Linked DNA regions of Homo sapiens: region 2 is linked to region 1. A link is an interaction called in ENCODE POLR2A ChIA-PET data of the cell type or tissue named here. Cell type or tissue: Panc1. All regions are shown on one strand. Each heading gives the region's core, and the rest is flanking DNA. Links, peaks and the distances in the headings are about the cores only.

Evidence for each region. Peaks named below come from ENCODE experiments on the same cell type or tissue, not always from the same donor. Only the 100,000 strongest peaks of a DNase experiment are listed, where the experiment ranks them.
Region 2: POLR2A ChIA-PET joins it to region 1 with 14 read pairs; 2 of 35 experiments call an interaction of 5 or more read pairs at or near these places.

Annotation. Positions count from the first base shown.
Region 1 is chr20:51,721,795-51,737,676 of GRCh38, reverse strand. It overlaps ATP9A (ATPase phospholipid transporting 9A (putative)), which reads left to right. Exons shown (of 28, transcript NM_006045.3): 2 at 7,699-7,843; 3 at 11,745-11,858. It also overlaps the pseudogene RPL29P35. Among named protein-coding and RNA genes, the nearest start is that of ATP9A, 39 kb to the left of the region's middle. In Panc1, for the core only: no CTCF peak of the experiment used is centred there; no DNase peak of the experiment used is centred there; H3K27ac peaks cover 677 bases.
Region 2 is chr20:51,877,391-51,893,272 of GRCh38, reverse strand. No RefSeq gene overlaps it. Among named protein-coding and RNA genes, the nearest start is that of LINC01429, 22 kb to the right of the region's middle. RefSeq lists enhancers at 1-55, 56-556, 5,063-5,563, 5,564-6,064. In Panc1, for the core only: no CTCF peak of the experiment used is centred there; no DNase peak of the experiment used is centred there; H3K27ac peaks cover 1,868 bases.

The sequences.
Region 1 (15,882 bases), core at 2,586-10,585:
ATGCAGAAGTGGGTACAGCAAAAAGTACAAGTCAAGTGACTTTATTCATCCAACAATTCTCTTTTTTCACTCCCCAGCAATAATACTGTGAGTAGTATCTTTTGTATTCTTTTTCTGTGAATACGCTTCTTAGTCCAACTGGGGTTACGTACTTTTGGTAAGGCTGAATGTATATATATTGGGCCCCACACGTGTGCAAAGAGTGACATGGTAGATTAGTAATCTGTGTAATTAGCAAAGGAAATAATTCATAAGGGAGAGAGGCATAAAGGAAATCTGTCCATTGTGGCAGAGCAGGTATTCAAGGGTGATGTTGGCACTGAGAGGGAGTAAATTGATAAGTGGCTCAAAGGTGAATGGGTACGGGGCAAGAGAGCTCCTGCATGGACCGAACAGTCACTCTTGATGGTCCCCAAAGACGCTTCCAATTTGTGAACTGAGAGACTGGGAAAAAAAGTATTGCTGTGAAAGAATTGTGCAGGTGAGGCTGTTCATGGTAGTGCAGGATGCAGAGAGCTCTTAGCCCAGGGTCTGGATCAGACAGGCCTGGGCTCCATTCCTGCTTCTACCCGTTAGTAGGAGAGAGAGCGGATGTAGCAGATGATTTTGGGCAGGTCACTGAGTCCTCTGGGGCTCACTTTATCCACTGTAACAATGGGAATGGTGCTAGTACCTTGTAGGATTGTTGTGAACATTAAATGAGACAGTGCATTTCTTTTTCATTTTTGACATTTTAGAGATTGTGCATTTCTACATCTATAACATATCGAGAGTCTGTACCCTAGTACCCTACTCCTCACTCCCCCACTGCCACCCCCCTTAGTCTGGACTGCTCTATAGTCTTGCCTGGATGATGGCACCAGCCTCATAAATAATTCCTGTTTCTGTTTTTTTTGTTGTTGTTAATATAACAGTTTCATTGAGACATAACTCATATACCTTATAATTCACCTATTTAAAGTGTACAATTCAGCAAGTTTTAGTGTATTTGTAGAGTTGTGTAGCTATCACTACAATGTGAGGGCCAGGCGCGGTGGCTCCCGCCTGTAATCCCAGCTCTCAGGGAAGCAAGAGTCAGGAGGATAGCTTGAGCCCAGGAGTTCGAGACCTGCCTGGGCAATATAGCGAGACCTCGTTCTCCAGAAAAAGGAAAAAAAAACAAAAACAAAAGACAAAAAAAAAAATAAGAGTAACTACAATGTGAGAACATTTCATTCCCATAAAAAGAAACCCTATACCCATTATCTGCTTCAGCTCTTGCTCACTGCAGTGTTTTCTCTGACCAGTGGCCTGGGGGACCTTTTAAAACTATAAATGAGATCATTCCACTCTCCTGCTTATAACCTTCAAATGATCCACACTGTGTATGGAGTAACATCTAGACTCCTTGCCCTGGTGACAAAGCCCTGTGTTGTCCGCCCCCCATCTCCTCCCTCCTTGTCCTTTATCTTCTCCCCGTGATGGGTGCATTTCTGCTGCAGCCAGTCTTTGCATGCTTTGCGAGTGCCAGGCTGCCTCCCACCTCCGGATCTTTGCCTGTGCAGTTCCATCTGCCTGGATTGCACTTCCTTGTATGGGTGCATGGCAGCTTCTTCTTGGCACTCAGCTAAACTGTCCCCTCACCTCCCTGGCCACCCATTCCCGGAGCCACACCCCTTCCTCATTCACTCTCTGGCCCCTGGCCTTATTTTCTTTGGAAGTTGTTTACTGTCTCCCTCCACTAGGCTACAAGGTCCATGGGAGGAGGGCCTTGTCTGTCCTGTTCGCTACTGAATGCCCGGTGCCTAGGCGAGGGCTGGCCACTGTGCAAACACTCAGGGCACACTTTGGGAATGGAGGAGTGACAAAAAGGAAGCTGCTATTACTTGCCTTGTTGTTGTTACTAAGTGTTCAGTATCTATTGACTTGAAAGTCAAATAAGTCCTGTATTAAAAGGTGTAAGTTATATTCAGTGCAGGTGAAGACTGAATGAATGTGGTAACAATCAAATTGGTTAAATGAGATGGGCTTTTGGCTCAGGTAACACAAAGTTCTTATTTTATCCTGTGCCAAACACTCCAGTTTTGCAATGAGATTGTGAGGAAGGAGAAGGCAAGGATTCTGTTCCAATGTTTGGTCCCAGAGGACCTAGAATAGTACTTTGTACCGGGTAAGCGCTTAATAAAATAATGCTTACTCTTATGAATTTAGCTGCAGAAACATTTAGTCCCATAGACAATATGTGTAGAATGTAAAAAATGCAAATCTTACTAAAAGAATATACAGGAAAAGTTCTCCCTACTCCTTCTTCCTGAAAGGGAGCCAGTGTTATTAGCTCGTCGTGGAGATTGTCTGTGCTCATGCAAGCGTCTCCCTGCATGTATGTCCTCTTGCTTTCGTGCAAAGAATAGCATCCTACACACACCTTTTAGCCCCTTGCTTTTCGGTTTTGTGTATTTTGCAGATTGGGTCATTTTGTGCACACAGCGCTATTTTATTCTTTTTTTTGTTTGTTTCCCCCTGCCTCAGGCTTATTTGTACAAATAGCACAGGAAGATACCAACCCCATGCAGACGGCAGCCCAGAGGTCATACCAATCCTTCTGTCCTCATGTTTGCAGATGGAGATCTCTACTCTGAAGCCTTTTAGGGGCGTGGGCACTTTTGAGAGCCTGAGCTGGAACTGAAGCTGGAGCTGCAGTCTGGGCCTTGGTTTGATTCTTGGCCTTTGGCCAGCACAGCCTAAGACCCTTAGCAGTGCGGGCATGAGCATGCGTCCCAAGTTTGGAGTGGGCAATGTAGGCAAGTCGATGAATTTTGCTGCCGACACCCTTTGAGATCTTGGGCTTAACCTCTTTGGACTTTACAAGGGTCTTGATAGCCTCGGCGTGTGCACTCAGGGCCTTGGTGGTGTTGGCCTGCATCTTCTTCATGCACTTCTTCTTGTACTTCTTGGCAAAGTGCATGTTCCTCAGGAACTTGGGGTTCACCCACTTAAGAAAGTCATATCTTTGTGACTGGGATTTCTTCCTTTCTTTCTTTCTTTCTTTTTTAAATTTCTTCTTAAAAAAACCAAAATGGGATACACGTGGACTGGGATTTCTTGATGCCATTTCTGTTCCATTTTCGGGCCTGGTTGTGTGTGGTTGTATGTGGACTTGGACATGTCTGCACCGAACCCACAGCTCCCGAAGTGCCTGGAACCGGAAGAGGACCTTATGCTTTAGAGGGGGTTAGGAATTTCATTTATGGCTTATCCCTGTTTATTTAACCAGTCTTCCTTTGATGAACGGTGTTATGGTCTGAATGTATCCCTTCTCCCTAAATCTGATAGTTGTATGAAGTTGGGCACTGAGGAGGTGATTGGGTCATGAAGGCAGAATCCTCATGAATTCCCTTATAAAAGAGGCAGGAGGGGCTGAGTGGGGTGGCTCACACCTGTAATCCCAACACTTTGGAAGATGAGGTGGGCAGATCACTTGAGCCCAGGAATTTGAGACCAGCCTGGGCTGCATGGTGAAACCCCATCTCTACAAAAAAAAAATTACAAAAATTAGCCAGGTGTGATTGTGCTTGCCTATAGTCCCAGCTACTTGGGAGGCTGAGAGGTGGGAGGATTGGTTGAGCTTGGAAGGTTGAGGCTGCAACAAGCTGAGATCATGCCACTACACTCCATCCTGGGCGACAGAGTGAGACCCCATCTTAAGAAAAGAAAAAGGCATGAGGGGCCAGGCATGGTGGCACAACTTGTAACCCCACCACTTTGGGAGGCAAAGGTGGGAGGATGGCTTGAGGCCAGGTGTTTGAGACCACCCTGGACACCATAGTGAGACCCTCACTCTACAAAATATTAAAAAATTAGCCAGGCATGGTGGCACATGCCTTTAGTCCCATATACTTGGGAGGCTAAGGTAAGAGGATTGCTTCAGCCCAGGAGTTTGAGGCTGCAGTGAGCTGTGATTGTACCACTGTACACCAGCCTGGGTAATACAGATTTTTTAATTTAAAAAAAAATTAAAAAAAAAAGGCCAGGTACAGTGGCTCACGCCTGTAATCCCAGCACTTTGGGAGGCCAAGGCAGGCGGATCACGAGGTCAGGAGTTCAAGACCAGTCTGACCAACATGGTGAAACCCCGTCTCTACTTAAAAATACAAAAATTAGCTGGGTGTGGTGGCGCACGCCTGTAATCCCAGCTACTCAGGAGGCTAAGGCAGGAGAATGGCTTGAACCCAGTAGGTGGAGGTTGCAGTGAGTGGAGATCGTGCCACTGCTCTCTAGCCTGGGCAACAGAATTAGACTCTGTCTGGAAAAAAAAAAAGGCATGAGGAATGGGCCTCACCAGATACTGAATCTATTGGTGTCTCCATCTTGGACTTTGCAGCCTCCAGAACTATGAGCAATACATTTCCTTGTTTGTAAATTACATAGTCTAAGGTATTTTGTTATAGTAGCGGGAAGGGACTGAAACAAATGGTTAGATTTGTTTCCAATCTCTTGCTCCCATAGTGCAGTGAGTGACCTGTACTTTGTGCATATGCACAAAGGTGATAGGCTAAGTAATTAATAAATAGCATAACTGTAACCGGATAGCTTGATGTCTGGAAACTTCTGCTAAAACAAAACAGAACAAAAATTTTGTATAAACAGTCAACCTGACAGTTTGTGATTCTCTTAAATTCATTTTTCATCTTTCATTAGAACTGTACAACTATGAAGACAGTCATTACTAGATTATTATAGGATAGGGAGAGAATTACTGGCTCTTAGAGGAGTCAGTCTTCACCATCCAGTAAGGTTTCTGCAAATACGGTGATGCGCTTTCTGTCAAATGAATCTTCCTTCGCTCCTCTCCTCCTTCCCCTTTTTCTCCCATCCTTTTCCTCTCCCCCTCCCTCTTTGCTTCCTCCATTCATTCAAAATGTATTCAGTGAGTGTCCACTGATGGCCAGCATGGGTGATTTGCACTTGGAAACAGGAGTGGCGAGAGTGGTTGGACTCCTTGAGGCTTCTGTGTGTGTCTCTGGCTTTTGGACAACTTAGAAAGGGGCCAACAAGAATGAGTTACTAGAAGTGAAACCTTAGCAGAGCCACACTCCACCATGAATGCTGGTTTACTGGAATGAGGATGCTATTTTTAAGAAAGAGCATTGTGTTTCATCATGGAAATTTTGAGCATCTGAGCAGGCAGCCTGCTGGCTCGCTCATCTTTAAGGTCCTGATGGACAGAGGCTGTGTTTTCTTAGCTCTGTACCCCAGCACCCACCAGGACCTGCTCTGTGGGAACAAGGGAAGAAGGAAGGTCTGTGGTGGACGAGTAATATGTGAGTTGTTGGTTTCACCTTAGCTGGCGACATCCCAGGGGGCTGGCAGGGCTGGGACCTTGCCTCAGCCTTTGAGTGCTGGGGCGGTGAGGTGAGCGGTCCAGCGAGGGACGTTTTTGTTGCAGTTTTTCGGGAGCTTGTACTTCTCAGAGTGCCTTGTTTAATAAAGCTCTCCTGAAGGACAAGCTGCCGTTTTTGGGGTCCTCAGAGCACCTCGTTTTGCCAGAGCAGCCCAGATTCCTAGGTGTTCCTTTGCCTCGTGGGAGGGTGACCTGGGAGTGGGGGTGCTGATGTTGGCACCAATGAGCTGTCCTCTTGGGAAAACCACGTTGGGGGCGCCCTTGGGGTCGTTCTGCCGACAGCTGGTGTGCTGGCTTCTCTCCAGGTTATATCGAGCTCTGAGACATCATCTTTGTGGCTTGCTCCTCTAATGTGTTGCTGAAAAGGAAAGCTGGGGGTGGAGAGGAGATTCCCCCGCTCCCCCTTTTCCTTTATATAGCAATCTTGGTGGAACTAGCAGCTGTGACAGCATGGGGTGGGGAAAAGACACTAGGCTTTGGAATAAGGCTGACACAGTTCAAGGCCAGACCCAGCTGTTTCTTACGTCTCTGCAAACTTGGGTGCTTTAGCTGTTCCAAGCTTCTCTTTTTTTTTTTTGGAGATGGAGTCTCCCTCTGTCACCCAGGCTGGAGTGCAGTGGCATGATCTTGGCTCACTGCAACCTCCGCCTCCCGAGTTCAAGCTATTCTCCTGCCTCAGCCTCCCTGGTAGCTGGGATTATAGGCGTCTGCCACCACACCCAGCTAATTTTTGTAATTCTAGTAGAGATGGGGTTTCACCATGTTGGCCAGGCTGGTCTTGAACTCCTGACCTCAGGTACCTCCGCCTGCCTCGGCCTCCCAAAGTGCTGGGATTACAGGCGTGAGCCACCTCGCCTGGCCCAAGCTTCTCTCTTATCTGTGAAGCATAGATGTAATAATAGTACTTACTGTGATATATTTATTTTCTTAAATCCTTTTATTCTAAAATAAAGCCTACCTTTAAAAAATTATTATTATTTTTATTTATTTATTTATTTGAGACGGAGTCTCGCTCTGTTGCCCAGGCTGGAGTGCAGTGGCAATAGCTCACTGCAACCTCCGCCTACTGGGTTCAAGCGATTCTCCTGCCTCAGCCTCCCGAGTAGCTGGGATTATAGGCGCCTGCCACCATGCCTGGCTAATTTTTGTATCTTCAGCAGAGACGGGGTTTCACCATCTTGGTCAGGCTGATCTCGAACTCCTGACCTCATGATCCGCCTGCCTCGGCCTCCCAAAGTGCTGGGATTACAGGCATGAGCCACCGTGCCTGGCTAAAAAATTTAATTTTTAATAGAGATGAGAGTCTCACTTTGTTGCCCAGGCTGGTGTCAATCTCCTGGCCCCAAATGATCTTCTTGCTTTGGCCTCCCAAAGTGTTGGGATTATAGGCATAAACCACCATGGCTGGCCGAATCTTACTTTTTGGAACACAGTCTTTTGCCACATAATGACATATCAACCAACCACAGACCACATATATAACAGTGGCCCCATTAGATTAGAATACTGTATTTTTACTGTATTTTTTCTATATGTAGATATGTTTAGAGACACAAGTACTTACCATTGTGCTACCACTGCCTGTCTTATTCAGTACAGTCTCATGCTGTGCAGGTTTGTAGCTGAGGAATAATAGGCTGTACCATTCAGCCTAGTGCATAGCAGGTGATGGCAGCCAGGTTGTGTAAGTCACTCTAGAATGTTCCCACAGTGCCGAAATGGCCTAATGCGTTTCTTAGAGCGTATCCTTGTCGCTTAACAATGCAAGACTGTAAATAATTTGGGATTGGGGACAAAGCATCTTTTTATTTATTTATTTACTTATTTTTTGAGACGAAGTCTCAGTCTTTCGCCAGGCTGGAGTGCAGTGGTGCGATCTTGGCTCACTGCGACCTCCGCCTCTTGGTTTCAAGCGATTATCCTCCCTCAGCCTCCTGAGTAGCTGGGATTACAGGCACGTGCCAACACGCCCGGCTAATTTTTGTATTTTTTAGTACAGACGAGATTTCACCATGTCAGCCAGGATGGTCTCGATCTCTTGACCTTGTGGTCTGCCCACCTCGGCCTCCCAAAGTGCTGGGATTACAGGTGTGAGCCACCGCGCCTGGCCAGGACAAAGCATCTTTTATTTGGACCACAGCTTCGTGGGAGCTTCTGCTCTGTTTTCTTGTTTCACTGAAAGATGAAGCCTCAAATATGGCTGTGGTCCTGAGCCAGAGAAGATGCTGTAGAGAAAAGCAATCTGCGAAGAGTGGGCAGACATGAGCACAGCCTCGATGCGTGGGCGTGGCCTTGATGCGTGGGTTTCTTTCCCACAGGTGCTGCGAGTGGCTGAGATGCTGCGGTGGAGGGGAGGCCAGGCCCCGCACTGTCTGGCTGGGGCACCCCGAGAAGAGAGACCAGAGGTATCCTCGGAATGTCATCAACAATCAGAAGTACAATTTCTTCACCTTTCTTCCTGGGGTACGTGCAGGCAGGGACCGTGCTCTTTTCTTTTTTCCATCACAAATACATGCATTGGTACAGATGTTATGTCATGTCATGTTATTTTTTAGACAGAGTCTTACTCTGTCGCCCAGGCTGGAGTGCAGTGGCGCAATCTTGGCTCACTGCAACCTCCGCCTCCTGAGTTCAAGCGATTCTCCTGCCTCATCCTCCTGAGTAGCTGGGATTATAGGCATGTGCCACCACGCGTGGCTAATTTTTGTATTTTTAGTAGAGATGGGGTTTCACCATGTTGGCCAGGCCGGTCTTGAACTCCTGACATCAGGTGATCCACCCACTTCAGCCTCTCAAAGTGCTGGGATTACAGATGTGAGCCACCTTGCCCGCCGGTACAGTCTTAAAAGACTGAGTTCCCTGTGGCAGATGTCAGTGACTTTTCTGTGCCACCTTAGTCCCTGGTTGTTCATCTTCCCTGGGTTCAGCACTGGGTAGTGGCGGGGTTGGAGGTGGGGTGGGGTGGAGGGGGCACCTGCCTTCTCTCTGCAAGGCTGTGACCCCACCTGCTCAGTTAGAGTAACTTCACATGTATTTGGTGTGCTAAGCCTAAGAATGAAAAAGACATTCTGGGGACCTAGCATTATGACCAAAACAGCAGAAAAGAATGTCAGCAGTGCTTAAATTTCCCCCCATCATGACACATGTAGTCAATATTGGCAAGTTGGGAGATAATAGCTTAGAGGAGAAAAAATAAAGATGCATTTTAATCTTACCATCTATAGAGAGAATTTTCATTAGTATTTTTGCTAATAATAAATGTTTCTGGTGGCATAACACTTCCACATTAACTTACACAAATCTGTGGACATGTACTCAGCAAACCTTCTCCCCAACATGCACATAAATTAAATATCTATTTTTATCCAGCACTGCCTCCAAACACACACCAGTTGACTTTGAGAAGCAGCAGTAGCAATCAGCTCCAATGCAGAAAGGAACATAATGGTAGTGTTAGATATTGAGTGATAGTGCAGAGGCACAAATCTATTATATAGTCGAGTTCAAGGTCAATTGGAATTTGTTTTTTAAGAGACCAGATCTCACTGTCTTGCCTGGGCTGGAGTGCAGTGGCATGATCAGAGCTTATTGCAGCCTCAGACTCCTGGGCTCAAGCCATGCTCCTCTCTCAGCCTCCCAAACAGAAATTTGAATTTTTTTTTTTTTTTTTGAGATGGAGTCTCGCTCTGTCGCCCAGGCTGGAGCACAGTGAGCCATCTTGGCTCACTGCAACCTCCGCCTCCTGGGTTCAAGCAATTCTCCTGCCTCAGCCTCCCAAGTAGCTAGGATCACAGGCACCCGCCACCACGCCCGGCTAATTTTTTGTATTTTTAGTAGAGACGGAGTTTCACCATGTTGGCCAGGCTGGTCTCGAACTCCTGACCTCAGGTGATCCACCCACCTTGGCCTCCCAAAGTGCTGGGATTATAGGCACGAGCCAGCGCTCCCAGCCGTGAATGTTTTTAAGGGTGATTTTGACTATATTCATTGCTGGTTTCCTCAACTCCCCCCAACTCTCAGTACCTCAAGTGAGGAATAGGTTTATTCTCATTCATGGAAAGTCTGATGCAGACTGGGCCACACTCCTCCATTTCCTGGGTATGGCACCTGGACTATGTGGCCACCAAAGTCACCAGAGTGGCTCAAGAGGCACCAATGGTTCTTAGCTGCCTTAGCCTCAACGAGACACAGTACGTCCATTCATTACCTATTGGCCCAAACTAGTCATGTGGTCTCAGTCTGACTCTCGGGTGCATGCCAATGGTCAGAACCACACTAGCACCTAGCTGCTCCCCAGGGGAGGATTTGACTGTGTTATTTTATGGAGTTGAGGTCATGTTGTGGACATAGCTTTTTTTTTTTTTTTGAGACTGAGTCTCCCTCTGTTGCCCAGGCTGGTGCACAATGGCGTGATCTCGGCTCACTGCAACCTCCACCTCCCGGGTTTAAGTGATTCTCCTGCCTCAGCCTCCTGAGTAGCTGGGATTACAGGCACGTGCTCCCATGTCCGGCTACTTTTTTTATTTTTTAGTAGAGACAGGGTTTCATCATGTTGGCCAGGCTGGTCTTGAACTCCTGACCTCGTGATTCATCCGCCTCGGCTTCCCAAATTGCTGGGATTACAGGCGTGAGCCACTGTGTGCGGCCATTTAACTTTTTAAAAATTATTTTTTATTTTATTTTTTGAGATGGGGTTTCACTTTTTATTTTTTGAGGTGGGGGACTCATTGTCACCCAGGCGAGAGTGCAGTGACATGATCTTGGCTCACTACTATCTCCGCCTCCTGGGCTCAATTGATCCTCCCACTTCAGCCTCCTGAGTAGCTGGGACTACGGGTGCATGCCACCACTCTTGGCTAATATTTGTATTTTTTGTAGTGATGGGGTTTTACCATGTTGCCATGGCTGGTCTCGAACTCTTGAGCTCAAGCCATTTGCCAACCTCGCCCTCCCAAAGTGCTGGGATTACAGGCATGTACCACCACGTCTGGACATGCTGTGGACGTAACTTTTTTTTTTTTTGAGATGGAGTTTTGCTCTGTCACCCAGGCTGGAGTGTAGTGGCGCGATCTCAGCTCACTGCAACGTCTGCCTCTTGTGTTCAAGCGATTCTCTTGCCTCAACCTCCTGAGTAGCCTATAGGTGCCTGGCTAATTTTTTGTATTTTTGTAGAGACGGGGTTTCACCTTGTTGGGCAGGATGGTCTTGATATCCTTACCTCGTGATCCGCCTGCCTCAGCCTCCCAAAGTGCTGGGATTACAGGTGTGAGCCTCTGCGCCTGGCTGGACATAACTTTTTATTTCTTTTTGCACTCAACCTTATAGCATAAGCATTTTCCGCAAAAACCTCCTCCTAAACAACAGAGCAAGGCTCCGTCTCAAAAAAAAAAAAAAAAAAAAAAAAAAAGAAATAACACAGTCTGGACGCAGTGGCTTAGGTCTGTAATCCCAACACTTTGGGAGGCTGAAGTGGGAGGATCGCTTGAGCCCAGGAGTTCAAGGCCAGCCTGGGCAACATAGGGAGACCCTGTCTCTACAAATAGCAAAAAATTTAGCTGGGCATGGTGGTGCATGCTTGTGGTTTCAGCTACTTGGGAGGCTGTGACAGGAGGATCGCCTGAGCCCAGGAATTCGAGGCTGCAGTGAGCTACGATCACGCCACTGGACTCCAGGCTGGGTGACAGAGCGAGACCTGGTCTCAAAAAACAAAACCAAACCCCAAAACACACATAACATAGTTGATGCCCCTGTGTGCCCCTCCATGTTAGATTTTACCCCTTCCCCAGGAAGTAACTACTCTTCTGAATTTGGTATTTACAATTTCCATGTATATCATTATTTACTCTTTCTTTTACAAATGATACTTTTATTACCCATGTATGTTTTTCTAAACAACATATGGAAGTGTTTAAGCTCTATGTGAAAAGTATAGTGTAAATTGTATTATAAAGCAGGATTTTTTTTTTTTTTTTTTTTTTTTTTTGAGACAGAGTTTCGCTCTTGTTGCCCAGGTTGGAGTGCAATGGTGCGATCTTGGCTCACTGCAACTTCCTCCTCCCGGGTTCAAGCAATTCTCCTGCTTCAGCCTCCTGAGTAGCTGGGATTATAGGTGCCTGCCACCACGCCTGGCTAATTTTTGTAGTTTTAGTAGAGACAGGGTTTCGCCATGTTGGTCAGGCTGGTCTCGAATCCTGACCTCAGGTGATCCGCTCGCCTCGGCCTCCCAAAGTTCTGGGATTATAGGCGTGAACCACCACGCCTGGCTGCAGGAATGTTTTTAGATGTTATTCATTTCCCACCAAATGTTCCAGATCTCATCAGACAAGCCCTGAATGTCTTTCTCTGTTGTCTCCCTCCATTCCAGGTGCTGTTCAACCAGTTCAAATACTTTTTCAACCTCTATTTCTTACTTCTTGCCTGCTCTCAGTTTGTTCCCGAAATGAGACTTGGTGCACTCTATACCTACTGGGTTCCCCTGGTAAGTTAATCGGCATTGTTTGTTCAGTAACCTTAGAGGTTTGGAAACAGAAAGTTCTTTGTTTCTCTCACTTAGGCATCTGGAATGGGATGGTGGCCTTGTAAGGGAAAGGATGCCCTTAGGCCAATACATTGGGAGTCTCTGAGACTTTAACGTTGAAGCTCCATTTCATATACCGCCTGGATCAAACTATAGCAAAGCCTGTGCCGTTCATTTATTCATTTAGCTGTTGGGTCTTGCATTATCTCAACAAGGATTTATTGTATGTTTATTGTATATGGCACAAGTCTAGACTCTGGGAACACAGAGGTAAATGAGAAAGACAAATCCCCTGTCCTCATGGATTATATCACAGGTTGAGCATCCCAAATCCAAAATCTCAAATGGTCTAAAATCTGGCCAGGCACGGTGGCTCATGCCTGTAGTCCTAGCACTTTGGGAGGCCGAGGTGGGAGGATTACCTGAGGCCAGGAGTTTGAGACCAGCCTGGGCAACATGGTGAAACCCATCTCTACTAAAAATATAAAAATTAGTGGGGTGTGGTGGGACGTGCCTGTAGTCCCAACTACTTGTGAGGCTGAGGCAGGAGAATCGCTTGAACCTGAGAGGCAGAGGTTGCAGTAAGTTGACATCACGCCACTGCACTCCAGCCTGGGTGATGGAGAGAGACCTGTCTCAAAACAAAAACAAAAACAAACAAAAAAATTCCAAATAAATAAATGTAAAATCTAAAACTTTTGAGCACTAACATGGGACTCAAACGAAATGCTCACTGGAGCATTTTGGATTTCAGATTTTTGGATTTGAGATGCTTAACTGGTAAGGATGGCACAGATGTCCCCCAATCTGGAAACATCTGCAATCTCAAACACTTCGGCTCCCAAGCATTCTGCATCAGGGATGCTCACCTTGTATTTGAATTGTTTCCTGGGATCACATTTTCTTTTTAACCAATGTAGAGTATTTGAGTGTGAGGGGTTGGAAAAGTAGCAGAATCTATGCTTTTGTGCATGCGATGTGTAGCAGAACCGAGTAGCCCCTCTGTTCCTTCCCTCGCCTCCTTTTCTTTCTCCATTGATTTGGCAGATGGTGGTTGAGCACCTGCTGTGTGCCAGGCCCTGTGCTGGGTTCTGGGGGTGCAGCAATGAACAGAGTAGACAAATATTTCTGCCCTGTGGGGCTGACATTCAGAAGGGATAGACAATAAACCAGTAAATGAAATTGTTACAAATTGTGAAAAGTGCTCTGAAGGTAACAGAATAAGGTCGTAGGACAGATGGGGTATCCCAGATACATTTAGTATTTTTTACATGAATGAAGGTGAAGGGTAGGAGATGTGAAGGGGCAGCCTTAGCCTGTGTGGCTGTGAAAGGCCTCCTGAGGAGTGATGGGAAGGAGACTATTCCAGGGGGCAGTGATGCAAAGGCCCTGCAGCAGGCATGTGCTTAGAGCATTTGAGAAACAGAAAGAGGTCCAATGTAACTGAGCTATGGAGAGGGCAGAATAGATACCCTTTTTTCTCCAAACTGAGGTATTATGAAATGCAGTTGCTGTTTATATTCTCAACAAGTGGGACCCAGGGGGGGAACGCTTGGATTCTCTGTTCATAAATCTCATTAACGTTTTTATTTTTATTTATTTATTTTTGAGATGGAGTTTCGCTCTTATTGCCCAGGTTGGAGTGCAGTGGCGCAATTTCAGCTCACCACAACCTCTGCCTCCTGGGTCCAAGCGATTCTTCTGCCTCAGCCTCCCGAGTAGCTGGGATTACAGGTGCCCGCCACTGTGCCCAGCTAATTTTTTGTATTTTTAGTAGAGATGGGTTTCACTCTGTTGGCCAGGCTGGTCTCAAACGACTGACCTCAGGCGATCCACCCACCTCGGCCTCCGAAAGTGCTGGGATTATAGGCGTGAGACACTGCACCTGGCTCTATTTTTATTTTTAATTAAAGAATTTGCTTTTAGGCCGGGCACGGTGGCTCACACCTGTAATTCCAGCATTTTGAGAGGCTGAGATGGGCGGATCAAGAGGTCAAGAGATCAAGACCATCCTGGCCAACATGGTGAAACCCTGTCTCTATTAAAAATACAAAAATTAGCTGGGCTTGGTGGCATGCACCTGTAGTCCCAGCTACTCAGGAGACTGAGGCAGGAGAATCGCTTGAATCCGGGAGGCGGAGGTGGCAGTGAGCGCCACTGTACTCCAGCCTGGTCAACAGAGCGAGACTCCGTCTCAAAAAAAAAAAAAAAAAAAAGAATTTGCTGTTGCCCAGGCTGTAGTGCAGTGTGCAATCATAGCTCACTGCAGCCTTGAATTCCTATGCTAAAGGAATCCTCCTGCCCCAGCCCCCTGTGTGGCTGGGACTACAGGCACATGCCACCATGCCTGGATAATTTTTTTTTTAATTCATTTTTTTTCCTATAGGTTATTGGGGTACAGGTGGTATGTTGTTACATGAGTAAGTTCTTTAGTGGTGATTTGTGAGATTTTGGCACACTCATCACCCGAGCAGTATACACTGCACCCTATTTGTTATGTTTTATCCCTTGCCTCCCTCCCCACTCTTTTCCCCAAGTCCCCAAAGTCCATTGCATCATTCTTATGCCTTTGTGTCCTCATAGCTTAGCTCCCACATATTAGTGAAAACATATGATGTTTGGTTTTCCATTCCTGAGTTACTTCACTTCGAATAATAGTCTCCAGTCTCATCCAGGTCACTGCAAATGCTGTTAATTCATTCCTTTTTATGGGTGAGGAGTAGTCCATTGAATATATATACCACAGTTTATTTATCCACTCGTCGATTGATGGGCATCAATCTCTACTAAAAATACAAAAAATTAGCTGGGCATGGTGGCGGGCGTCTGTAATCCCAGCTACTGGGGTTGGTTCCACGATTTTGCAATTGTGAATTGTGCCACTATAAACGTGTGTGCAAGTATCTTTTTCGTATAATGACTTCTTTTCCTCAGGGTAGAACCCAGTAGTGGGATTGGTGGATCAATGGTAGTTCTTCTTTCAGTTCTTTAAGGAATCTCCACACTGTTTTCCATAGTGGTTGTATTTACATTCCCACCAGCAGTGTAGAAGTGTTCCCTGTTCACTGCATACACGCCAACATCTACTGTTTTTTGATTTTTAGATTATGGCCATTCTTGCAGGAGTAAGGTGGTATCGCATTGTGGTTTCGATTTGCATTTCCCTGATCATTAGTGATGTTGATCATTTTTTCATATGTTTGTTGGCCATTTGTGTATCTTCTTTTGAAAATTGTCTATTCAAGTCCTTAGTCCACTTATTGATGGGATTGTTTGTTTTTTTCTTACTGATTTGTTTGAGTTCTTTGTAGATTCTGGATGTTAGTCCTTTGTCAGACGTATAGATTGTGAAGATTTTCTCCCACTCTGTGGGTTGTCTGTTTACTCTGCTGACTGTTCCTCTTGCCGTGTAAAAGCTCTTCAGTTTAGTTAAGTCCCAACTATTTATCTTTGTTTTTATTGCATTTGCTTTTGGGTTCTTGGTCATGAAATCCTTGCCTAAGCCAATGTCTAGAAGGGTTTTTCCAATGTTACCTTCTAGAACTTTTATAGTTTCAGGACTTAGATTTAAGTCCTTAATCCATCTTGAGTTGATTTTTTGTATAAGATGAGAGATGAGGATCCAGTTTCATTCTCCTACATGTGGCTAGCCAGTTATCCCAGCACCATTTGTTGAAAAGGGTGTCCTTTCCCCCACTTTACGTTTTTGTTTGTTTTGTTGAAGAGCAGTCGGCTGTAAGTATTTGGGTTTATTTCTGGGTTCTCTATTCTGTTCCATTGATCTATGTGCCTATTTTTATACCAGTACCATGCTGTTTTGGTGACTATGGCCTTATAGTAGAGCTTGAAATCAGGTAGTGTGATACCTCCAGATTTGTTCTTTTTGCTTAGTCTTGCTTTCACTATGCAGGCTCTTTTTTGGTTCCATATGAATTTTAGAATTGTTTTTTCTTTTTTCTTTTTCTTTTTTTTTTTTTTTGAGATG
Region 2 (15,882 bases), core at 4,045-12,044, 150 kb before region 1:
GGCCAACATGGTAAAACCCCATCTCTACTAAAAATACAAAAATTGGCTGGGCGCAGTGGCTCACACCTGTAATCCCAGTACTTTGCAAGGCCAAGGCGAGTGAATCACTTGAGGTCAGAAGTTTGAGACCAGCCTGGCCAACATGGTGAAACCTTGTCTCTACTAAAAATACACAAAATTAGCCGGGTGTGGTGGTGGGCGCCTGTAGTCCCAGCTAATGAGGAGGCTGAAGCAGGAGAATCAATTGAACCTTGGAGGTGGAGGTTGCAGTGAGCCAGAATTGCACCACTGCACTCCAGCCTGGGTGACAGAGCAAGACTCCGTCTCAAAAATAATAATAATAATAAAATAATAATGTTTGGCTAATAGTTTAACTGATTAAAACAAATGTGCCATGCTAATGTAAGATGTTAATAACAGGGAAAACTGTGTTTAGGGTATATGGTAACTCTTAGTACAATCTTTTCAATTTTTCTGTAAACCTAAAACTGTTCTAAAATTAAAATTTTATTTATGAAGAAGAGAATTGGCTGGGCGCAATGGCTCATGCCTGTAATCCCAGCACTTTGTGAGGCTGAGGCAGGTGGATCACGAGGTCAGGAGTTCAAGACCAGCCAGGCCAACATGGTGAAACCCCGTCTCTACTAAAAATACAAAAATTAGCTGGGCGTGGTGGCACATGCCTGTAGTCCCAGCTACTCAGGAGGCTGAGGCAGAAGAATCGCTTGAACCAGGAGGCTGAGGATGCAGTGAGCCGAGATCACGCCACTGCTCTCCAGCCTGGGAGACAGAGCGAGACTCCATCTCAAAAAAAAAAAAAAAAAAGACAATTGACTCTAAAGCAAGAAAAAAAAAACAAATATTTCAGAGTTTATAACATAAGTAGTAATAAAATCTATGACAAATACAGTGCAAAAGACATGGGGAGAGGGAAGTATATTGCTACAAGATTTTTATATTATATGTGAACTGTTATCATTTGATGGTACATTGTGATAAGCTGAAGATGCATACTTTATACCTTAGAGCAACCAAAAAAAAAAAAACAAGATATAGCTAATAAACCAGTCATGGAAATAAAATGGAATCCTAAAAAATAACTCATTCCAAAGGGAGCCAGGCAAAAAGAAGGAAAAAGAATAGACTACAAATAGGACAATAAAAAATAAAGAGCAAGATGGTAAATTTAAGTTCAACCATATAAAAAATTCCTATAAGGGTAAATGATCTAAATATTCCAATTGAAGTCAGAAGTTGTTGGTTTTGTAAGAGAGCAAGACCCAACCATATGCTGTCTCTAAGAAACTCTGCTTTATTTCTTATTTATTATTTTTTTGAGGTGGAGTCTCACACCACCTTAGGTGTGTGTTACTTAGGCTGGAGTGCAGTGGCACAGTCTCAGTTCACTGCAACCTCTGCCTCTTGGGTTCAAGTGATTGTCCTGCCTCAGCCTTCCAAGTAGCTGGGATTACAGGCGTGCGCCAGCATGCCCAGCTAATTTTTGTGTTTTTAGCAGAGAAGGGGTTTCACCGTGTTGGCCAGGCTGGTCTCGAACTCCTGACCTCACGTGATCTGCCTGCTTCAGCTTCCCAAAGTTGTGGAATTATAGGCATGAGCCATCGCACCCAGCCTGAAACCCCACTTTAAATATAAAGACCAGGTAGATTAGAAGTAAGGGATTGAAAAAGATACTCCATGCAAACACAAAGCCTAATAAAGTGGATTGGCTGCATTAATTTCAGATAAAATAGATTTCAATTTGAGAAATATTTCCAGGGAAAAAATGGGACATTTCAAAATGATAATGGAGTCAATTCACCAAGTGACATAATCCTAAATATGTATATCCTGATAACACAAAACTAAAACAATAATACATGCACGTGGTTTGGAATTCAAAACAAAAATATGAATTCTGATTGGCATATGAAGAGGGAATTGATCCATAGGAAGAACTCCTATAAACTGAGTTGCTGGGTGAAAGTGTATGTTTAAAGTTTGGCGAATATTGCCAAACTGCTCCCAAATGAAGTTATACCAAGTTATAACCAAGTTGAAGTTATACTAAGTAATTGCAGAAATTACTTTTGCACCAACCAACTATAAATTGCCATTAAAAGTAAGGCAAAAAAGTGGTCGGGGACAGTGGCTCACACCTGTAATCCCAGCACTCCATGAGGCCGAGGCGGGTGGATCACCTGAGGTCAGGAATTCGAGACCAGCCTGGCCAACGTGGTGAAATCCTGTCTCTACTAAAAATACAAAAATTAGCCAGCCTTGGTTGTAGTGCCTGTAATCCCAGCTACTGGGGAGACTGAGGCAGGAGGATCTCTTGAACCCAGGAGGCAGAAGTTGCAGCGCCTGTAATCCCAGCTACTGGGGAGACTGAGGCAGGAGGATCTCTTGAACCCAGGAGGCAGAAGTTGCAGCGCCTGTAATCCCAGCTACTGGGGAGACTGAGGCAGGAGGATCTCTTGAACCCAGGATGCGGAGGTTGTAGTGAGCCGAAATCACACCACCGCACTCCAGCCTGGGTGACAGAGCAAGACTCCATCTCAAAAATAAAAAATAAAAAAATAAAAATAAAAATAAAGTAAGGCAGAAACTACAATTACTTTTGCACCAATCTAATACTTCTCCAACAATAGGAGATGGAAAAGTACAAGAGCAACTGCTGTTAACAATAACCACCCCCCTGGCCGGGCACGGTGGCTTACCCCTGTAATCCCAGCACTTTGGGAGGCCGAGGCTGGTGGATCACAAGGTCACGAGACCGAGACCATCCTGGCCAACATGGTGAAACCCTGTCTCTATTAAAAGTATAAAAATTAGCCGGGCGTGGTGGCGGGCGCCTGTAGTCCCAGCTACTCGGGTGGTTGAGGCGGGAGAATCGCTTGAACCCGGGAGGCGGAGGTTGCAGTGAGCTGAGATCATGCCTTGCACTCCAGCCTGGGCAACAGAGCGAGACGCCATCTCAAAACAAAACAAAACAATAACCACCCCGATAAGAATAACAGCTAAGATTTTCTGAGCATGTACTGTGTGCCAGGCTAGAATAAACACGTGCCTATCTATCAACCTTTTACTCCTATGAGAGAGGTGCCCCGCTTCTTCCCCATTTCACAGAAGATTGCTGGGTAGAGGATTATAAAAAGCACTGTGGGTGCAGGGAGTCAGACATGCCAAGTTATGATTACCAAAATCCTGGAAATCTTTCCTTATACACATTTTCTATTTTTCCTGTGTCCTCAGGTAGCTAAAAATGAAGCATAGAGTGGCCCGTTCATCTTTCATCTTCCCCCTCTCTCGGGATTGCTTTGCTTTGCTTTACTATTTTGGCTCCTGAGACAAGAAGCTACATTCCAATAAAGCTTTCTTAATGGACACTGAAATGGGAATTTCATATCTTTTTATGCATCATAAAATATTCTTCTTTTGATTGTTTCTCAACCATTTAACCCAAATGAAGTGTTTTACCTTTGTGTATGTGTGTGTATGTGTGTGTGCACTACACACAAACTGAACACTGCGCCCCTCCCTTTCAAAGATCTTCAACCACCTCTGCACCCCTCCCCCTAACGGGCACCAGCTTAACTTTCCTTCCATTGTGAAAAGAAAATTCCATGAATGCAAAAGCTGAGACTTGTGAATTTCTTTTTTCTCCTCAAGGTGCTTACCTAAGGTGAGCTTTACGATTGAAATGCAAAGAGTCATCAAACACATCTCAGTCGCATTAGAGGAGATAAGCAGTTATCAGATGGTTTGACTGATTGGATGCCTAAGTACTAGGGGAAGGAAACCACTTTCAATATTGCACATTGCGGGGCTTATAACAAACTGTGTCTGGCCTGGCAGTTATCCTTGCTAACTTTTACTTTGGGTGTATTAATTTTTTATTTTTCTACCAGTAGCAGCCAACACAGGTTTTCGTTTTACAAATTAAAGGGCCGGAAAATCTTTCCACTTTGTTCCTGCCAAGGGAATCCCAGATCACTCCAGGTAATCCCCACAGTAATCAGAGTGGTCTGTTTTCTAAAATGAGGGTATGGGACAATATAAGGTTGTTTGTAGGTTTGCTTCCAAGATGCAAGCTTCCATTTCCAGAAATTCCAAAGAATTGAAAGCCATCGGTGAAAACTCCTGTAGACTTAGAGAGAAAAAAAAATCAAATCCCAACTGGTCCCAATGCATACAAATCATTTTTAATCAGTTTTTACTTTCTTTCTGAATAAAGACATTCTCAGAATTTGAAAAAGTGAGACCAAGGCAAGAGGATTGCTTGAGACCAGGAGTTCAAGACCAGCCTGGTCAACATAGCCTGATGCTCACTACAAAAAAAAAAAAAAAAAATTTTTTTTAAAGTCCATTCACTGGACAAGTTGTAATGTTCGCTATAATCATATAATCATAAAAATGACAAGGATTTAAAAGCCAGATTTCAATTTGTTGAGAAAGAGTTTAACAGGCCATGGGGGTGGAGGAGGCTGGAGAGGTTTCCTTCCAGTCTGTGCAGGGTAACTTGAAGGAAAATCCTGACTCCAATTATAAAGCAAGGACAAATCCTCGAATCCTTTCAATATATCCATCTTCCCTGGCCAAATTGTATTCTTTCTCCTTCCCTCCACCCCCTTTTGCATTTCCATCAACAATACGGCTATCGGCTGAGCCCCTTGGTCAGCAAATAAAGGCAGAGGGCGAAGTAAATTTGCTTCCCAGCAATTATTTTTGTGAGGTCATGGAGTGAAGCGTTAAAAGAATACTACCGTGGAGGGGAGTATTCAGTAACTGTATGATCTGTGCTGCAAAACTGACAAAAGAACTCAGCCAGTCTTTTACTTTCAGACCCACAGAAATCATTGACCACGGGGTCTTTGTTCCCTAAATTCATCTAAGAGGAATCTTTCACATGAACGCCCCTGCATGGAAGCTAATCCCCTCCGCCCTCGGCTTCCCGAAGAAAGTCCATTTGGTCATTTGCTCTGTGTCTACACCTGCAAATTATCAGGATAATTTTGATCTTAAGAAAATAAAAGAACAAATGGGTAGGGGGAGGGAAGGAAAGAAAAAATCCAGTAAGGTCTTTAGTATCTAGAGCAGGAATTAGCAAAGTCTTTCTGTAAAAGGGCAGGTGGTGAATATTTTCAGCTTTGCGGACCCTGTGGCTTCTGTGGCTGGACCACTCAACAACACGAAAGCAGCCCTGGGCAATACTTTTATATAAATTATGGTGGTGACTGTTCCAAAGAAGTTTTCTTTGTGGACACTGAAATTTGAATTTTATATAATTTTCATGTGTCATAAAATATTCTTCTTTTAATTGTTTCTTTTTTTTTTTTTTGAGACCGAGTCTCACCCCATCACCCTGGCTGGAGTGCAGTGGTGCGATCTTAGCTCACTGCAACCTCCGCCTCCCGGGTTCAAACAATTCTCCTGCCTCAGCCTCCTGAGTAGTTGGGACTACAGTGTGCACCACCATGCCCGGCTAATTTTTGTTATTTTTAGTAGAGATGGGTTTTCGCCATGTTGGCCAGGCTGGTCTCGCTCGAACCCCTGACCTCAGGTGATCCGCCTGCCTTGGCCTCCCAAAGTTCTGGGATTACAGGCATGAGCCACCTCATCTGGCCTTCTTTTGATTGTTTCTCATCCAATTAAAGAAATATATAAAAGCCATTCTGTTCACGGGCAGGCTTGGCCGGGACTGTGTCTTACAGAGCCTTGATCTAGAACAATCTAGCCTTAGAAATGCCTTTTGGTCTGAGTGTTGTGAATCCCGTTGAATGAGTCTCACAGGGAAGTGTGGGCACTTGAAAACCCAGCTGGGCAATGATTTCTGGATTTTAATATCCTATTCAAAATATTAGGAGGAATTCCAGGAATTCAAGCCAGGAAACTAGACACCATGCCACATACACTGAAGAGTCCTTATCAGGCTTTTAATTGCAAATTAACCCATCCAGATCCTGAGGAATTTAGCATTCTGGTCATACAGAGAAAACTGTCACCCCAGTGCCTTCCTGTAAACCATGTTTCTCAGCCTTAGTACTGCTGACATTTTGGGCCAAATACTTCTCTAGCGTGAAGCTGTCCTGTGTATTGTAGCATGTATAGCAGCATCCCTGGCCTCTACCCACTAGATGTCAGGTCCATCTTCCAAGCTGTGATAACTAGAAAGGTTTCCAGACATTGCCAAATGCCCCTTGGGAGGCAAAATCTTCTCCAGTTGAGAACCACTGATCTCAATCAGCTCCGTTAATGGAACTTTCTGTGACAATTGAAATGTTCTATATGGGAACTCTCCACTAGCCATTTGTCACATGTAGGTACTGAGCACTGGAAATATACTAGCATGCCTGGGGAGCTGGGTTTTTAACTTTATTTAACTTTCACTACTTTAAAGTTAAATTTAAATTGCCACATGTGGCTAGTGGCTACCATATTGGACAATGCTGCTCTAAGTCATGACCAAACCCACTACCACACAAAGAAGGGTGTGAGAAGAAGCACAGCCTTGTGTTAAGTACAAGGGCTTGGGAGTCAGACACCAAATTCTGTTATTCATTCGTTTATTCAGTCAACACATACTTATTGAGCATCTACTATGTGCCTGGCACTGTCCTGGGGATATATAGATGAACAGGAGCAATAAAGTCCCTGTTTTTATGAGGCTTTCATTTCTAGTGATGAGAACAAACCAAAATATAAATTGAAATAAAGTAATTGCAAGTCATGATCAGGGTTATCTGCCACAGAACAAGAGGGTTGGAAGAGTTCCTCCTTTAGAACAGACATTCAGGAAATGCCTCTCCAAAGCCTAGTGGACAGCTTAGATTTAAATATGTAGCTTAAAATGGCAATGTGAATTGCCTCACGAGGTCCACAATGCCTGCTCTTAATACATTTTGAGCTGAGCACAGTGTCTCACCCCTGTAGTCCCAGCAATTCAGGCGGCCAAGGCAGGAGGATCGCTTGAGCCCAAGAGTTTCAGACCATCTTGGGCAACACAGTGAGACCCCCAGCTCTAAAAATCAATAAACAGATAAAAGCCATGGCTGCAGCGTGTGGCTTCCTGACCCACTTGTTCCTTGAGAGCCCACAGCGGTGAGGCAGGATCAGGAGCAGGCAGACCACCGCTTCGCAGTACCTGTAACTGCATCTTCCTCAAAAAGCCCACCAATCTTCACAATGATTTTTACATCTACTGCAAAAATTTTACATTGTTACAGACAAGGGAAACTGAGGCACATAAGCTGGTTCAACATTGCACAGCTAGAATAGAGCTCAGATTAGAACCCAGGCAGCCAAATGGAAACTGGATCTACTATTATATTAACTATAGTGACTTATTTGAGTTTTCCAGAGCGCTCTGGAACCAAAAGCATGTTAGAATTGGTTTTTGTTGGGGTTTTTTTTTTTTTTTTTTTTTTTTGAGACAGATGCTCAGTCTGTCACCCAGGCTGGAGTGCAGTGGCGCGATCTCGGCTCACTGCAACTTCCACCTGCTGGGTTCCAGCAATTGTCCTGCCTCAGCCTCCCGAGTAGCTGGGACTACAGGCGTGTGCCACTATGCCCAGCTAATTTTTTGTATTTTTAGTAGAGACGGGGTTTCACCATGCTGGCCAGGCTGGTCTCAAACTCCTGACCTCATGATCCACCCAACTCAGCCTCCCAAAGTGCTGGGATTACAGGTGTGAGCCACCGCATCCAGCAGATTCTTTTTTTTTTTTTTCCCTTGAGACCGAGTTTCACTCTTGTTGCCCAGACTGGAGTGCGGTGGCGTGATCTCGACTCACCGCAACCTCTGCCTCCTGGCCTCCGCCTCCTGGGTTCAAGCAATTCTCCTGCCTCAGCCTTCCTGAGTAGCTGGGATTACAGGCATGCCTCACCACGCCCGGCTAATTTTGTATTTTTAGTAGAGACAGGGTTTCTCCATGTTGGTCAGGCTGGTCTCGAACTCCTGACCTCAGATGATCCGCCCGCCTCGGCCTCCCAAAGTGCTTGGATTACAGGCGTGAGCCACCGCGCCTGGCCCAGAATGGGTTTTTAAACAGCGAAACCAGCCAGGTGTGATGGCTCACGCCTGTAATCCTAGCACTTTGGGAGGCCAAAGCAGGCAGATTACTTGAGGTCAGGAGTTCAAAACCAGCCTGGCCAACATGGTGAAACTCCGTATCTACTAAAAATACAAAACTTAGCCAGGCGTGGTGGCGTACACCTGTAATTCCTAGTCACTCAGGAGGCTGAGGCATGAGAATGGCAGAATGACTTGAACCCGGGAAGCGGAGATTGCAGTGAGCCAAGATCATGCCACTGCACTCCAGCCTGTGCGACAGAGTGAAACTGTGTCTCAAAAATAAAAGAGTAAACAGCCATGTCTTAGGAACAAGAGAGAGGGAAATAATAAGATGGGCTCTCCTGTACGGAGGAAGAAGGACTTCTGCATTCTTCAACTCTTGGCTGAAATATCCTAGCCACAGAGAATCCCTCAATAATCAGTTGTGACTCATCTTGGGGGTGTGAAATCTCTGTCTCCCAAATGCTATGGAAAACACTCCCTTTCATTCATGATTCTTGGTGAAATCTGGGATTCTGGATCAGTTAGGAGACTCTCAGCTGCAAATCAGGAAAAATTTCGACTCTAACATTTCTCCAGCAATACTCGCACGGTTTTTCATCAGAATGAGGCTGGCTTTTCCAAATGCACTTATGCAATAATGGTCTTCAAAAGACAGTGATCCTCATTAATTGAGGCCTGCATATTTTCAAATTCACCTACTCACTGAAATTTATTTGTAACCCCCAAATTAGTGCTCCTGGTGCTCTTAAGGTCGTTTGCAGATGTGCACAGAGCAGTGCCCAACATGGACAAGAAAACACGCTACCTTCTAATTGCAGCTCTCATTCTATAAACAAGTGCCTTTTCTGGGTGTATTTATTTATTATTTTATTTTTATTTATTTTTTGAGACGAAGTCTTGCTGTGTCACCCAGGCTGGAGTGCAGTGGCGCGATCTCAGCTCACTGCAACTTCCGCCTCCTGGGTTCATCGTATTCTCCTGCCTTAGCTTCCTGAGTAGCTGGGACCACAGGCGCACGCCACCATGCCGGGCTAATTTTTGTATTTTTAATGGAGGCGGCATTTCACCATGTTGGCCAGGCTGGTCTCAAACTCCTGACCTCAAGTGATCTGCCTGCCTCAGCCTCCCAAAGTGCTGGGATTACAGGTGCGAGCCCCCGCACCTGGCCCACATTTTCTTTATCCATTAATCCAGTGGGCATTTTGGTTGCTTCTACATCTTGACTATTGTCAATAGTGCCGCAATGAACATGTTGCAAATCTCTCTCTGAGATCTTGTTTTCAATTCTTTTGGATATATACCCAGAAGTGGGATTGCCGAATCAGGTGATAGTTTTTTATGGTCATTAATTAATTTAATAATTAATTATTTTGAGATGAAGTTTTGCTCTGTCGCCCAAGCTGGGGTTGCAGTGGTGCGATCTCAGCTCACTGTAAACTCCCGGGTTCAAACAATTCTCCTGCCTCAGTCTCCAGAGTAGCTGGGATTACAGGCGCGCACCACCATTTCTGGCTAATTTTTGTATTTTTAGTAGATACGGGGTTTCACCATGTTGTCCAGGCTCAAACTCCTGACCTCAGGTGATCTGCCCGTCTCAGTGTCCCAAAGTGTTGAGATTACAGGTGTGAGCCACTGCGCCCAGCCATTTATTTTAAATTTTTTGAGGAACCACTATACTGTTTTCCATGGTGGCTACACCATTTTTCACTCCCACCAACAGTATCTAAGGGTACCAATTTCTTGCCAATATTTGTTTTCTGTTTTTGTGTTGTTTTGTTGTTTTGTTTTGTTTTTTGAGACAGAGTTTCGCTCTTGTTGCCCAGGCCGGAGTGCAGTGGCAGGATCTCGGCTCACTGCAACCTCTGCCTCCCAGGCTCAAGCAATTCTACCTGCTTCAGCCTCCTGAGTACCTGGGATTACAGGCACCCACCACCATGCCCAGCTAATTTTTGTATTTTTAGTGGAGACGGGGTTTCACCATGTTGGCCAGGCTGGTCTTGAACTCCTGACCTCCAGTGATCCGCCTTCCTTGGCCTCCCAAAGTGCTGGGATTATAGCCATGAGCCACTCCGCCCCGCCCCAGTATATTTCCTTCTAGAAGTTTTATAATCTCAGGTCTTATGTTTAGGTTTTTAATCTTTTTTACAATTATTATTTTTGTAGACATGTGGTCTTGCTGTGTTGCTCAGACTGGCCTCAAACTCCTGGCCTCAAGCAATCCTCCTGCCTGGGTCTCCCACAGTGAGGGGATTACAGGCGTGAGACACCACACAAAGCCCTGGTTCCTAATCCATTTTGAATTAATTTCTGTATATGGCACAAGAAGAAAAGGGTATGTCTTTAGTTCTTTTTGTGTAGATATCCAATTTTCCCAACACCATTTGTTGAAGAGACAATCCTTTTCCCCTTGTGTAGTTTTGGCACCCTTGTCAAAGATCATTGGCCCATATACCTGAAGGTTTATTTCTGGGCTCTCTATTCTGTGCCAGTGATCTACTTCTTCCCTTTTTACAGCTGAATAATATTCCGTTGTATAGGTAGAGCATATTTTGTTTATCAGTTCATCAGTCAATGGACATTTACGTTATTTCTACTTTTTGGAGTTTAGGAATAATGCTGCTATAAACATTTGTATACACATTTCTGTGTAGAGGGCCAGGCACAGTGGCTCCCAGCACTTTGGGAGGCCAAGGTGGGTAGACCTCTTGAGGCCAGGAGTCTCAGACCAGCCAGGCCAACATGGTGAAACCCCATGTCCACTAAAAATGCAAAAAAAAAAAAAAAAAAAAAAAAAAATTAGCCGTGTATGGTGGCACATGCCTGTAATCCCAGCTATTTGGGAGGCTGGGGCACGAGAATTGTGTGAACCCTGGAGGAAGAGGCTGCAGTGAACCAAGATCACACCACTGTTTTTCAGCCTGAGCAACAGAGCAAGACCCTGTCTAAAAAAAAAAACAAAACAAACAAACAAACAAAAAAAAACAGTTTCTTTGTAGACATATGTTTTTAATTCTCTCAAATATATACCTGGGAGTAGAACTTCTGGATCAAATGAAAATTATGTTTAATATTTTAAGAAACTACCAGATTTTTCAAAAGCAGCTGTACCACTTATACTCCCACCAACAATGTATGAGAGTTCCAATTTCTCTCCATCTTTGCCAACACTTGTTACTCTCCATATTTTTTATTATAGCCACCCTACAGGGTCTCAGGTGGCATCACATTGCAGTTATGATTTGCATTTCGCTAATGACTAATGATCCTCAGCATCTTTTCATGTACATTTTGGCCATTTGTATATGTACTTTGGGGAAATGTCTATTCCATTTTTTCCCCCGTGTTTTAATTGGATTTTTTGTCTTAAAAACAATGAATACAATTGTCAAGTGGTGAGAGTTGTTTTCATATTTTGGATACTTATCAGATATGTGACTTGTAAATACTTCATGGAAAAGTGTTAATCAAGGCAGTGAAATAATTGATCAGATTAGTGGCTTAGAAAAATGAATTGTACAGGCCGGGCATGGTGGCTCACACTTGGAATCCCTGCACTTTGGGAGGCCAAGGCGGGCGGACCAGAAGGTCAGGAGATCAAGACCATCCTGGCCAACATGGTGAAACCCCATCGCTACTAAAAATACAAAAATTAGCCGAGCATGGTGGTGCACACCTGTGGTACCAGCTACTCAGGAGGCTGAGGCAGGAGAATTGCTTGAACCCGGGAGGCGGAGGTTGCAGTGAGCTGAGATCGCGCCACTGCACTGCAGCCTGGGTGACGGAGTGAGACTCCATCTCAAAAAAAAAAGAAAAAAAGAAAAATGAATTGTACGGGTTTATTCATCATTTGCTGTTTCGCAAGAGATAAAGATGATAATGGTATCCATGGATGTTTTTGTATGTTCAGCTCATCAAATAGGAATGGTGCAGTTTTAAAGACGATCAGTGGTGGCCAGAATAATGATACATTTATAAATTACCACTATTTTAAGCATGTCACACATTTTAAACTTGTTTAATCTTTCTATAATTACACTTTTTTTTTTTTTCCCGAAGACAGAGTCTTGCTCTGTCACCCAGGATTGCGTACAGCAGTGCAATCTCAGCTCACTGCAACCTCTGCCTCCTAGGTTCAAGCAATTCTTCTGCCTCAGGCTCCCAAGTAGCTGGAATCACAGACATGCACCACCAGCCCGGCTAATTTTTGTATTTTTAGTAGAGATGGGGTTTCTCCATGTTGGCCATGCTAGTCTCAAACTCCTGGCCTCGCGTGATCCATCCATCTTGGCCTCTCAAAGTGCTGGAATTACAGGCATGAGCCACTGCACCCAGCCTGTAATTACTCTTAGCTATCCCATTTTAGAGATGCAGAAACTAAGGTATAGAGAATTTACATATCTTGTCCAAGGTACACAGCTAGTATGAACCGGAGCTCAATATTGAGCCCAGGCTCTGACTCCCGGGTCTGAGAACCTAAACACAGCACTACAGGGAGCCCAGGGTGCAGCTAGGCATCTGTCTTCTCATCTGACATCTCTATCTTAGTTTCTGACCCAAGGTAGACTCTCGGCCTCATCATTCTAAAATCACGTTATTTAATTAGTTGATTCCTAGAACCTTCTTCTGCTCAAAATTTCTGATGTCTTGGCCATATCTCTCTTAACTAGGCATTTACAGACAGCTTTACAAGTCGCAGTCAATCTCACTTACATCATCAAAAGGCAGCTTCACGTCGAATGACTTGGGGTACTGTTTTTGCAGTCATATGTTCCTAGGTTCATATCCCAGGTTTGCCACTTTCAGGCTGTGTGACCATGGGCAAGTCACTTAACCTCTCTGAGGCTCAAGAACCTCACCTGTGATGCTAATAACTGTTCACACTTTATAGGTTAGTCAAGTGACATAACACACATTCACAACACGTAGCTAAAAGTTTATACTTAATTAAATAACTGTCAATTATAATGAAAATAAATAGGCCAGGCATGGTGGCTCATGCCTGTAATCCCAGCACTTTGGGAGGCCGAGGTGGGCAAATCACAATGTCAGGAGTTCAAGACCAGCCTGGCCAACATGGTAAAACCCCGTCTCTACTAAAAATACAAAAATTAGCTAGGCATGATGGCACATGCCTGTAATCCCAGTTACTCAGGAGGCTGAGGCTGGAGAATTGCTTGAACCTGGGAGGCGGGGGTTTCAGTAAACCAAGATCCGCCACTGCACTCTAGCTTGGGTGACAGAGCAAGAATTCGTCTCAGAAAAAAAAAAAGAAGGGCCAGGCACGGTGGCTCACACCTGTAATCCCAGCACTTTGGGAGGCTGAGAAGGGTGGATTGCCTCAGCTCAGGAATTCCAGACCATCCTGGGCAACATGGTGAACCCTGTCTCTACTAAAATAGAAAAAAATTAGCCAGGTGTGGCAGTGTGCACCTGTAGTCCCAGCTACTCGGGAGGCTGAGGCAGGAGAATTGCTTGAACCCAGGAGGCGGAGGTTGCAGTGAACCGAGATCGCGCCATTGCACTCCAGCCTGGGCGACAGAGTGAGACTCCGTCTCAAAAAAAGGAAAAAGAAAATAAATACTAATTTAACAGTCCGGGCGGGATGGCTCATGCCTGTAATCCCAGCACTTTGGGAGGCCGAGGCGGGCGGATCACAAGGTCAGAAGTTCGAGACCAGCCTGACCAACATGGTGAAACCCTGAAACCCTGAAACCCTGTCTCTACTAAAAATACAAAAATTACCTGGGCGTGGTTGCATGCACCTATAATCCCAGCTACTCAAGGCAGGAGAATTGCTTGAACCCGGGAGGTGGAGATTGCAGTGAGGCAAGATTGCGCCACTGTACTCCAGCCTAGGTGGCAGAGTGAGACTCCGTCTCAAATAATAATAATTATTATTATAATAGTAATTTAACAATGCAGTGGCATATGTATTATCAGTTTCACTTTACTAATAAGGACATGTGGGGTCAGAAACAATGATTGATGGGCTCAAGATCACATTATTGCTAAGAACAGAACTTGAACCCTGACCCTCCAACACCAGGTTTTGTGGGTTTTTCCCCTACAATGCCTCCCCAGAGGACCTAGGAACAAAACATATACATTGCACATATAAATTATTTATTCGTTCAGAGGCTGGAAACAACATAAAATGTTGCATGATAAAATCTATAATTCCTACACTTTTTCAACTATGTCCACACAAGTGAAATATAAATATCTATTTTTCAAGTTAAATATAAATGATATTCAGTCAACAGGAACTATGAAAGCCAAATAGGGACTATGTGAAATGCTGATGTTAAAATTTAATAGCAATAGGCCAGGTGCAGTGGCTCACGCCTGTAATCCCAGCACTTTGGGAGGCTGAAGCAGGCAGATCACAAGGTCAGGAGATCGAGACCATCCTGGCTAACAAGGTGAAACCCCGTCTCTACTAAAAATACCAAAATTAGCCGGGCGTGGTGGCAGGCACCTGTAGTCCCAACTACTCGGGAAGCTAAGGCAGGAGAATGGTGTGAACCAGGGAGGCGGAGCTTGCAGTGAGCCGAGATTGCGCCACTGCACTCCAGCCTGGGCAATAGAGAGAGACTGTCTCAAAAAAAAAAAAAAATTAACAGCAATAAAGAAATAACCATCTAATAGTCAATTATAATATTTAATTGAATAAAGTCAGGAAGGGTCAATATATACCATGTCATATGTACTTTTCTTAAAAAAATAAAAAATAAAAAAGAGATCCCCAAATAAGAAGGATATAAAGTATAAAGGAAAGGGCCAGTCACCGTGGCTAATGTCTATAATCCCTGCACTTTGGGAGGCCAAGGTGAGTGGATCACTTCAGGTCAGGAGTTCGAGACCAGCCTGACCAGCATGGTGAAACCCCGTCTCTACTAAAAATACAAAATTAGCCGGGTGTGGTGATACATGCCTGTAATCCCAGCTACTGGGGAGGCTGAGGCAGGAGAATTGCTTGAACCTGGGAGGTGGAGGTCGCAGTGAGCTGAGATCGCACCATGGCACTCCAGCCTGGGCAACAAGATCAAAACTCCATCTCAAACAAAAACAAACAAACAAACAAAAAAGGATATAAAGGAAAGGATTAAATTATTTTCTTTATTCTTCAATTTACAGATTTCAAGATTAAACCTGAGATATTTGTCGCCATCACAAAGTCTGGTTTGTGGCGGTCGTTTTATTTTACTTGATTGAGAGGAACACTTATCATGAGATATACACTTTTAACAAATTTTGGGTTTTTTTTAAATGAAAAATAGAGGCAGGGTCTCACTATATTGCCGAGGCTGACCTCGAACTCCTGGGCTCAAGGAATCCTTCCGCCTTGGGCTCTTAAAGTGCTCGGATTACAGGTGTGACCCACCAAGGCTGGCCCTTCTTTTTTTTTTTTTTTTTTTTTTTTTTGAGACGGAGTTTCGCTCTTGTTGCCCAGGCTGGAGTGTAGTGGCGCGATCTCGGCTCACTACAACCTCCACCTCCTGGGTTCAAGCGATTCTCCTGCCTCAGCTTCCCGAGTAGCTGGGATTACAGGCATGCGCCACCACGCCTGGCTAATTTTTTTGTATTTTTAGTAGAGACGGGGTTTCTCCATGTTGGTTAGGCTGGTCTCGAACTCCTGACCTCAGGTGATGCGCCCGCCTTGGCCTCCCAAAGTGCTGGGATTACAGCCATGAGCCACTGCTCCCAGCCATACAAGGCTGGCCCTCTTAACAAATTTTTCAGTGTATAATCCACTGTCGTTGACTCTAGGTTAAATGTCATACAGCAGATCTCTAGAACTTATTCCT